Regions from separate parts of the Homo sapiens genome. Here region 1 is linked to region 2. Evidence: read pairs that join two places in POLR2A ChIA-PET (ENCODE). Cell type or tissue: MCF 10A. All regions are shown on one strand. Each heading gives the region's core, and the rest is flanking DNA. Links, peaks and the distances in the headings are about the cores only.

What was found. ChIA-PET counts read pairs that join two places held together with the same protein. Peaks named below come from ENCODE experiments on the same cell type or tissue, not always from the same donor. Only the 100,000 strongest peaks of a DNase experiment are listed, where the experiment ranks them.
Region 1: POLR2A ChIA-PET joins it to region 2 with 17 read pairs; 16 of 35 experiments call an interaction of 5 or more read pairs at or near these places.

The regions. Positions count from the first base shown.
Region 1 is chr7:26,851,764-26,857,142 of GRCh38, forward strand. It overlaps SKAP2 (src kinase associated phosphoprotein 2), which reads right to left. Exons shown (of 13, transcript NM_003930.5): 2 at 3,022-3,127; 3 at 2,374-2,399. All of the region lies in intron 2 of LOC124901606 (a long non-coding RNA gene), which reads left to right. Among named protein-coding and RNA genes, the nearest start is that of SKAP2, 10 kb to the right of the region's middle. In MCF 10A, for the core only: a CTCF peak has its summit at 2,197 (motif pointing right); DNase peaks (open chromatin) are centred at 2,218 and 4,958.
Region 2 is chr7:27,105,546-27,110,924 of GRCh38, forward strand. HOXA3 (homeobox A3) reads right to left here. Exons shown (of 6, transcript NM_153631.3): 5 at 4,570-5,215; 6 at 1,465-3,175. The coding sequence starts at 5,095. The coding sequence ends at 2,370. Among named protein-coding and RNA genes, the nearest start is that of HOXA2, 5.6 kb to the left of the region's middle. In MCF 10A, for the core only: no CTCF peak of the experiment used is centred there; DNase peaks (open chromatin) are centred at 3,296 and 3,366.

The DNA of each region.
Region 1 (5,379 bases), core at 286-5,285, 250 kb before region 2:
TGTTAAATCTCAGGATGGGAGATTATCTAGAGTAGAAGGGAAGGATTTGTGAGGGAAGTAAGGAAGGATGATACACATCTGTGTGCCTTAGAGAAATTAATAACCGACTTATTAGATATGAATAAATCTGAATTAACTCTTTTTATTTAAGAACTCTCTACCTGGTCCTTTTTACCCCCCCAATAGTGACATCAAAATGATACTTAACTGTCATTTAAAATACATATATGCATATATGTAAATAAAATAAGGGTGTAAAGGTAGAAAGGAGGAAAAAGGTTATGTTCACAATGTGACCCTACATTGACTAGAGAGAGAGACAAGAGGGAAGAGAAAGGACGGGAAAGCAGCCAAAAGGACTTCTGCCCAGACCTTCTTGGATAAAGATAATCCAAAACCTCAAAGGGAAAATGTAAGGTGGAGAAAAGGCAGCACCACCAAAACGTACTTAGAATTGAATTTACTCAATGTAGAGACCTGAAAATAAATTCCTATTTTTAAAAAAGATGTACTATATATTGAATAATTACTTTGCAACTATTAGGTCTGTACCCTTTACTATGCCTAACAAAGTACAGGAATAGTCTTTTTAGAACAAAGCTGAATATACTTTGAGTACACAATGGCATAAAAGTACTCAGCTCATATTTCTCCAAGGTATACATCTAATTCATCTACAGGCTTACTTCTGAACAGGCACTCTTTGTGATTAGTTAACTCAATACAGCAGTATTGAACTACAAATGACTTATTCAGAGGAAAATGATTATGAGCAATCTCTAAATTCTATGCTATTTGAACTCCATTTTATGCTCATTTTTCAATTTCTATCAAATACCATATAAATTTCCATTCTCTTTAGAGACAAAGAATGTATCTCAGTAATGTAATTTTAATATCCACACACCTGAACGAATTCTAAAACAAAATACCAAAGGGAAAGCTTCCCAACTATTACTGATCCATATGCAATTACACAATTACTTCATATCATGCTTTTTTAGCTTAAAAATTTTAAATGTACAAATAATTAAGCCACAAAGCACAATGCAAGTTCGATAATCACTGGAAATAATATGCCTTTTAAGAGAGGCAGAATCTGATATCTAATATTCTTCCATAAAGTATACTACATAATAAAAGTTATCGTAATTAAAATGCATAAATTCATTTATACATTCGTCTAAACAAAATGTAGCATAATTAAACCCATAGTTTAGGATTTCTTGTAGAGCACAAAAAAAACTGGGTACTTACAGGGAATAGTTTCCTGCTCATTTCTTTATTTAAGTGTTAAAAATCTTAATATGAAAAAAAAATCTCTTCTCATTCCCTTCAATCATACCAATCTTGATGATCTAATGGGAAAATAAACTGTGACTTCCTTTTAATTGATTTTAGGTTTGTCTGGTTAAGTTCTTTGTTTATTGAAACTGTTACCACCTTCTCACTTACCAGTTGGCACAAATATGATTTACTCTGGGATCTGCTAGCTTCAGTTAGAAGATGCCATACTGTGTGTCTTCCTCAAACCCAGAACCTAGCTCCATGGAGGTTAACTAACCTCATATTGTAACCCTCACACCAGCATCCACAAGCTGTACATCATAACCTATGAATAAGTATCATGGAAGTAAGGGCCACACCCAGTTTCCCCTAAAGAATTGAATATATAAAGTAGTAGGAAGTTCCTATACCTTTCCTGATCTGGTTTTCAGTCTGCTAAGCAGCTGTCTCTCAAATCTAGAGGGAGACAATCAGGTTATCAGCATTCTCACATATTTCAAAAAAAAATGAAACTGAATTCCCTTCTTTAAAAAATGTCTATGGCCCCTATGTATTCATATCAAAATAACCACAAGGAAAATAAAAACTTTCACTTGAAAAAGATTTTATTGTTTGTTCTCAAACAAAAATTTACACTGTTTTCAAAATATCCTTCAAAAACATTACCTGTGAGCACTCAGCCACAGGACCTTCTCCCACCACCACTATAAAATAATCTCTGCAGTGTTAAATGGCAGTGGGTTAGTATCTCACCTCTGCTTCACCAAGTTATTCCACGTGTAATTGCACGTTTTTACCTTTCCTAACAAATTTCTGCCACAATGTACTCTAAGAAACACAAAACCTAAGAATGTTAAATGCCTAAGATTTCCGCATCAGAAGACTGTGCAGAGTAAATTCTGGATATACTTTTTAATTTTCTTCTCAGCAGGGGGAGCTAGCACTCTCATCTTGAAGGTCTAAGTACACATTACGGAAATCTAAATTTTAATTCCAACTATCAAATTTCAGTATGTGTTAGATTATCCTATTGAAAATTTCCACAGAGGAAAAAAATTTTCAAGTTTGCCAAACATGAAAACTTACCTTTGTCTTGAAATTCCTGAAGATAGCTACAAAACAAAGAACATATTTTTAAATGAGGTTGAAAAATCAAAACAAGGTCTAATCAGTAACAATAATTAAAATCCAAAATCTATATTAAAAATACACACCTAGATATACATTAGAAAAAAACTAATTCCTGTCCTGAAATGACAATTCCAAAATGCTTAAAAATTTTAAATAAAATAATTTTTAAGGATCTAAGTACAGTAGTAAAATGAGGATATATCTTTAATACTTATGACATGTAAATATATTACATTTATTCATTTAAAGTAGTAACAAAAGAATTCTCTTTCTTCAGTGTCAGGTATTTTCTGTATATTAAAGTCCTCAATCCACCTTTGTCTTATCATTTAAACCAAATATACCCTCAGATAATCAAAATAAACAGCTGAACTCTGCTAGAATGCTCAGAAAAATACATAATCAAGAAGGGTACTATGATAAGCATATCTGTGTTTAAAAACTATATAGTGGAAATATATTTTTTGCCCTTCAAAAATACTTAACATCAGTTAAACTGGAACATGAAAAATTTAACTCCATAATAATCGATTTCTTATTAAAATGTTAGTTACAAAACTGCTTCTATGTAAGAAATCAGTAAACAAAAGGTAAGTGACTTACATAGACTTTACATCTTTTATCTTCTTAATAAGGGATTCTCTCTTTTCCTTTGCTTTCTTGGATAAATTTTCTCCTTTCAGTATATCTGCTACAAATGTTTCAACATCTAAACCATGCAATATAAGAAACAGGATACAAATTATAAGAAATAAAGGTTTTGTGAAGATAAATAGGACAATGATTGTTTCTACATATAAGTGTTAATACCTGTACAATTTGTTATAGTTATTTATCATTCCAAAGCATAACAGTTGAAGTGTGTTTCAAATACTAAGTTGAACAAATCTGATCACCACTTAGCTAATAAAATTTGTAAGTTCTACTTATGCTTACCACAGCAAATACTATTTGGATGTTTGGCATCATTAAACAAGGAAGAAGCACACACCAAGTTTTAATAAACTATGGTGCCCCATAAAACAAATTCTTTATATGGAAGCAAGCACCAAGCTTTTAAGCATGTGTTAATATCATTTTCTAGTATTTTGTAAGTTCCTGTGTGAAAATGTCATTCATATTATTATGTCAATACAAGCTAATGTCTCTGGCAAGGGTCTGTTTTCCCTAGTATAATCAATTTTCAGGTATATCCAACATGTAATGCTTTAAAGGAAAAAGTAAATCCACTTTTCTAGCCAAGATTCCCAAATCAAGCCCTCCTTCTTCCTACCTACACACTCATTCTGACTACCCTCAAATAAAAAAGATAACCAGCTGTGTAGTTTTGTGAGCTCTTGCTTCTTGCCTTGGTATTACCACCTGAAATATTTCTTAAGGAAGAAGTACAAACATAAGTTCTTCCACTATATAAAAATATAGTCACCAAGAAACAAGATTTCTGTGGCTTCATGTAACATTCCCTCATAGCCTCTTTTTTTAATTTTAGTAAACTTCTAAATTACGGTGCTGTCTGGGTCTCTCTAGTGTAAAATTCCAACAAGTCCTTACAGGTTTAATTTTTATACTAGTTCCATTCTTATTATTCATGAAATACTGTGCAATTTTAATTTTATTTTCAGAATTTCACACCTCATTTTGAAATATCTAATATGGAGGATATCATTAAAGATGTTTAAGTAGGCATGGCTATAAATCATTGATTATTTCATATGGAAGGGATTTGTGTTTTACTTTCTTTTTCCTTAACTACTTTGTATAGCATCAAAACAATATTACGTATAAATAGTTCAAAGTAGTATAATAATCTAATAATCTTTCAACTGTACTTACAATTAACCATTTAAAACCTAGTATATGTGATAGAATGTTTGTAATTCTTGATTACAAAAGTATCTTGATCCAATGAGGAAAGCCAATTAAACTTTTATACATTCATAATAAATGTGTACAGGTAATTTTTCACTAAGTCAATATGACAAGTAAAATAATTAAGAATACTGTAATAATTTAAAAAAAATAGCTTATGGTTTGAAGTCTATTAACGACTAATGTGTTAAAAATTTAAGTATCAAAATGAAATGAAAGCAAATGTCACAGCTTCTCTTTCCTTGAGTTATATTAACAACTGATGTATTAAAAAATAAGTATCAAAATGAAATGAAAGCAAATGTCACAGCTTCCCTTTCCTTGAGTTATATTAACAACTAATGTGTTAAAAAAAAGTATGAAAATGAAATGAAAGCAAATGTCACAGCTTCTCTTTCTTTGAGTTATATTTTGATGTGGGGGACATAGAGACATAATCTAGTACCAGTGCAAATTAGACACAGACTTCTAAAGTGAATTCAAAATAACAAAACTTATGAAGAAGCATGTTGCTCTAAAAGCTTTAAATTTTGTGCCCAGAACAGCAAGCAACCTTTGGATATTTCGATATTAGCTGAAATGGAAAAGATCACTGGCTCCCCTGAGATCATTACAGTAACTTTTGCAAGAAAGTGGAATAAGGGAAGAAGCAACATCCCTACTGCTGATTCGTCTTCCAACCAGACTCAATAGGAAGAATCACTGGCCCAATGACTGGGGAATAGTCTGCTTAATGTTATTTTCACTCAATGTTTGCCTTTGATTTCCTCTTCCATGAGTATTTAATTGCCTATTTTATATTTTCATTATACAATCCAAGTTTAAACAAACAATCTATTTTCTATCACTGGAAGTAATAACAATGAATTGCCCCCAAGAGTTTTTTTCTTTAAAAGGTCATTTCAGTTTTATAAAAATTCAGAAAAAAAAAAAAAAGGCTGCAATAAACACTCTACATAGTGCCCTCTAACGCCCCCAAACATGTTTTTAAAATACTGATCCATGTTACTATTTTATGACAAAGTTTTTTTTGAAAGAGTGTGGGACTGTAGGAAGAATCGGTATTTTTCAAGGATGCCAGAAATTCAGAGA
Region 2 (5,379 bases), core at 246-5,245:
ATTTTGGCGCAGAGGTTGAGGTGCGGAGAGGAAATCTATTTCTCCCATAGCCCAAACCCTTTAAAAAGGATATATATATCAGCAGCCTTAGGACAGATATGGGGAAAGCACCTCTGGGTGTGAGAGAAACACTGAGCTCTCCACAGCAGCCTGGCTTGGCATCCTCCGAGCCTTTTCCTTAAACCATGAGGAGTTTCTCTAAAAGCAGCTCGTTGGGACCCAGCAGGTACCCAGAAATGGCTCCAGTGCCTGCTTCTAAGGATAATCTGAGGGAGCTTCACAGGGGGAAGATAAAGGCCATGATGATGGATATTTTGGATTGCAAACAAAATGGCGACATTTTCCACTTCTGTCTCTGAAAGATACAATCCAGGGAGAATAGGGATTTATTTCTCACATCCGATGCTCCTGATCCCCAGACGAAAGCAGTTCCTCGCTTCTAGCTCTGAAGGGGGTGATGATGGGGATGCAGGTCTGAGGTCTGCATTTTCTGAATTTGATTCCTTTCTCGAGGAATCCTTAAATCTGAAGATGAAAATATTTCCCTTTACTGTGCCTTCTTTTGCCTCTTCTAGCCAGTCAGTAAGCAGCCCTATCTTAAATCCAGGAGTGGAAATGTAATATTTAGCTCCTACAACATCAAATGAAAAATTTATAAAATTGCAGTTTTATTACAAAGATACCGATCTCCTTGCTCTCTCCCCCTCCCCCTGGGGCCATAAAAAGAAAGCTGGGTGGGGGAAGGAGAGGAAATAAATTCAGAGAATGCCAAATACTACATTCAGCAGGAAGCTAATGCTGGGATTCCGGCAGTCCAGGGAAGGGCTGGCTCAGGGTGACTCTCCCCAGTTCAGTCCTCCGTTTGCTGGAGACCTGGGTGAGCCTCAGTCCCTTTCAAACTGTTTCGCTCCGCGTGCAGATTTTTGGAGCAATTCTTTCCTCCTGACGCGATAACAGACCGCGAAGCATCCCCGGAGGAGACCAGGAGTCCGATTGCTCCCGGAAAGTGCTCGGCATCCTCTGCGCGGCTGGCTAATACCGAGGTTTAGGCGTTAGTTGGTCCGCTTTGACCCGAGGAAGAGCATGGAGCAGAAGACCGCCCTGCGTTATCCCCCGGCTGGGCCGCGGGGCACCTGTGCGCTCCCGCTGCGCCTTGGGCCGGGATGTCTTTGTTTCTTCCGTGCACAGCACTCGGCAGCCCCTGCGCCCTCAGCCTGCCTCCGCAGCAGCTGGGAACCGGGCAGCCCAGCTGGCCCGCCGCACGGCGTTACCAGAGCTGCCGCAGCCGCCTGGAGCCCCAGCCGCCATCCTGAGAATTCGCCGAGCTTCCAGGCGAATAGCCTGGCCAGGCCCCATGCTGGAGCCAGAGGGCTGCTGCGTCCGGCCTGCTCTGCCGGCTCGCCTCGGCCTGAATTCCACGCAGACCCACGTCTTCGGCCAAAGAACCCCTTCTTAACACGGATATTATTCAGAATAAAAACTTTATTTCTTTTTGTTTCTCAGAATGTGAGCAGCAAGGAATGAAGAACTCTCAAAACAAATCTAGTATTTTTCGCGTTTACAGATTTTTTTTTTCAGTTTTGCCGGATGTTACAAACCTAAATCACTGTTTTCAAAAGCTGGATCTTCTCTGGTTTTATTGTATCGTTACCGTTTAAAGGAATTATATTTCTCTTTCAAATAAAAAAAATTCTAAGTACGCCAATACACAATTGAACAAAAGGCCCAAGAACCCTTCTGAACCATCAGGGTACAGAATTCTTTAATATAAATACGAACGGATGGGGATAAATAATATTTAAAACTTAGATTATTCAATGCTTGCAAAAAAATATAAATAAATCTGACTGTTCACCAGCATACACACACGGAAAGACGTACACTTAGTCATCCTTGCACAGAGAGCCCCTGTTTCAAAGCGCCTTTGATTTTTTTTCTCACTCTTTACAAGAAGTGCAATTAAAAAAAAAATTTAAAATTAAAAAAAGTAATCGCTTCCCCTCGGGAGCCATAATGTAAGAACAAATTCACATTGAAAACTCGACTAGAAAATTTGTTCATATACCCTGTTTCTGATCAAAGAGTGGAGAAGGTAAAGGGTGCAGGGCCAGTGGCCTATCGAGGAGCAGGAAGAGATAAATATCGCTATGATACAGCCATTCCAGCAACCAAGATTGCTACGTCACATAAACTATAAAAACGCCTTACCAACGAGGGGGGAAACCGGGAAACGGAGTGCGGGGCGGAGAAGAGAGAAAAGGAAGGAAGGAAAGGGCAGGAAGAACCTAAAAAAAAAAAAAAAAAAAAGCAACCAAAGAAAAAAGGTGGGTGGGGGGAGACTCTCCTGGCGCGTAGCCCCAAGCCCACTATCACAGGTGGGTGAGCTTGGGTGCTTCCTGAATTCTTCCCTGAGAAGGATGGTGGCCGGTAAGGTCCGTGTAGGTGGGGTGCGGCTCCCCAGGCCCCGGCCCGTGGTGGTGGCCGCTGCCCAGCGGCCCGGCACCCCCATAGTCCATGGCGCCCGAGGCAGCGTGGGGGAGGTGAGTTAGACCAAAGAGGGCTGGCCCGGAGTTGCTCATGGGCTCCACATAGCTGCCCCCCACGAAGACGGGGCTTCCCTGTATGTGTGGGGTCCCATAGCTGCCGTTGCCCTGCAGGCCATGAGCGTGCGGGTCATAGTCGGGGGTGCCCCCTGCGCCCGCCCCTGCCGCCGTGTAGCGCTTCTGTGGGGGTGGCGGGGGTGCGCAGCTGGGCAGGGACGCAGGGTAGGAGGCGGGGGGCAGCCCGTAGGTACCCTGGGGGGGCTTGGAGAAGGGCGGGGGCGACTGGGGCTCATACGGGACGCTGTTGACCAGCGAATGCATAGAGTTCAGATAGCCACCGGCTCCGGGGGGCACGGGGCTGCGACTTGGAGACTGGCCCCCCGATGACGTTAGCATGCCCTTGCCCTTCTGATCCTTTTTGTACTTCATGCGGCGATTCTGGAACCAGATCTTGATCTGGCGCTCAGTGAGGTTCAGCAGATTGGCCATCTCCACCCGGCGCGGCCGGCACAGGTAGCGGTTGAAGTGGAACTCTTTCTCCAGCTCCACCAGCTGCGCGCTCGTGTAGGCCGTGCGCGCGCGCTTGGACGAAGCCTGCCCCGGCGGGCTCTTGTCGCCAGCGCAGCTTTCGCCTGCGAGGACAGAGAGAGGAAGAGCGGCGTCAGGGGCTGCCGCGGCCCCGCCCAGCCCCTGACCCAGCCCGGCCCCTCCTTCCACCAGGCCCCAAAGGTTCCTGCATCCGTCAGGTCCCAGAGAGAAGTAGGAACTAGGTGCTATCCTCTCTCCTGGTGGGTAAAACAGTGATACTCCCTCATTTAGCCAAGGAGCAAATCACAGCCTTCTCGGGGGAAAGGACAGAGAAGTAGAACCCCCGGTTTGCCTTCCTGGTCTGGATTTTCTGTTTAGAGCTATTAACTTTCTGACTCATTTACTGGTCCCTTTGGCCTATCGGACAACAGCCTCCCTGTGGGCCGGTCTCAGCATCTCCATTCTCTTCACAGTAACTGAAATGTGGGAAACCTAATGTACACACTCATTTCCCTCCCACACTGTCTGACAATAATTAGGCAGTAGCTTCAACTGGCCACTTTTTTCTCTCTACCCAGAGGAGATGGGCAGACTGGAAACCTCAAACTGGAAGGCCTTCTCTGCCCAAAGAAGAGATCCCATTGAAGGTATTTCTGGTGGGGAGGCCTAGGCCCTTCATGCTAGGTCCTATTCTTTAGGGTTCCCTATGTCATCAAGCAGCCAGCCCCAGCTTTTGTCCACTAATCTTGTACCCTTCTGTCTTCCCTGGCCCCCCAGATCCTAGCTCTGGAAGTCCCAGATGCTCAGGCTCAGAGCAGGGCACTGGCAACTGGAGAAGGCAGGGGCAAAGGTAACCAAAATGCTAGGAAGCCTAAAGCCTGGGGCCTTTCCTCTACTGGAGCCCGCTTTCAGGAGGCCCATGTGGTTCCCATTAGGATGATAAGTCTGCATCCCCCTCCCCCAGGAGATCTTTGGCTGCTTTCATTGTACTAAGTCTGAGTAGGGTCTTCCCAGAGGTAAGGCAGCCACTCCATCTGCTGGAGCAAAAATTGGCTCTGATTATAGGCAAAGCATTGATTCTGTCTTGGAGGGTGATTAGGCCTGTTTTTATTCTGCCACATTTCAGTAAGGGGAGGATGTCACTGTTTCATTAGAAGAGCTGTGCTAAAAAGATAGACAGTGGAGCTCAGGTTGTTTCTGCACAGAGGTCCTAACTCCAAGAGTGGAGCAAGAAGAGATTCCAACTGCACTAGACCCTACTTGCCCTTGGAGAAGTCCAGAGGGACTCCCAGCAGGTCTCTGGTGTTTTCCAGCCTACAGAGGCCTATCACCTCCCTAAGTTGCAAAGACTATGAAAACCTTTTTGGTGGGCAGTGGTGTGGGAGCAGTGAATTCCAGACATGCTCCATCGCTCCTAGGCTGTGCTGGATGTCGTGGGCAGTAGCTTGGGGACCAGGAGCCAGGCCAGAGGACCCTCTTCCAGAAGGCACTCCTTTACCTGAGCTGGAGCTGCTGGTTTTCTGCTTTGTGTTTTGTCGAGACTCTTTCATCCAGGGGAAGATTTGTTTGGCCACTGTGGGTGAGTTGAGCAGGGGGCTCTTGGCCGCGTTGGCAGGGGTAGGGTTGTTGCTGGCATTCTGAGGAGGGGAGGCAGAAGAGGGAGGCGGGGGCGCGGCAGGGGTAGGTGCAGGGGGCTGAGGTGCGGGCTGAGGCGGCTGTGGGGCAGGGGGCGCGGCCTGGGGCGGCGGCGGGTGCAGGGGCGGCTCTCCCAGGCTTGGAGGCTGGCTAGGTGGGGCGCTCAGGGTGCGCAGGCACGCCTCACTCAGTTCGTGTGCCTTGGGGTGGCCCCCGGCGCTGGAGGGAGACTGGAGGGAGCAGGCGGGTCGGTGGTACTCGCCGTCGGCGCCCAAAGCGGCGGACGCCGGGTACGGCTGCTGATTGGCATTATAAGCGAACCCGTTGGCTGCCTGGTAGGGGTAGCCACCGTAGATCGCCGAGCTGTCGTAGTAGGTCGCTTTTTGCATCGCGTTGTTTCACGATCTTGATCGCACACTCTGACAGGGGTTTGACACCCGTGAGGGCGCACATTGGCACGCCCCCGCGGTCACGTGACACTCCGCCGCCAATGGCCGCCCCGCGCAGACCTGGTGGGGCGAGAAGCGCAGCGCGGTGAGGGCTCCGCGCAAATCCATCTTACTCTCAATAGCTAAGTGACATGAAAGCCATAAAAGAAAAAGTGGTCAGCAATATTTAGCAGCACGACTTGGCCCCGGGCGCAGGGAGCCGTGCTATAAAAAACCGCTGGAAT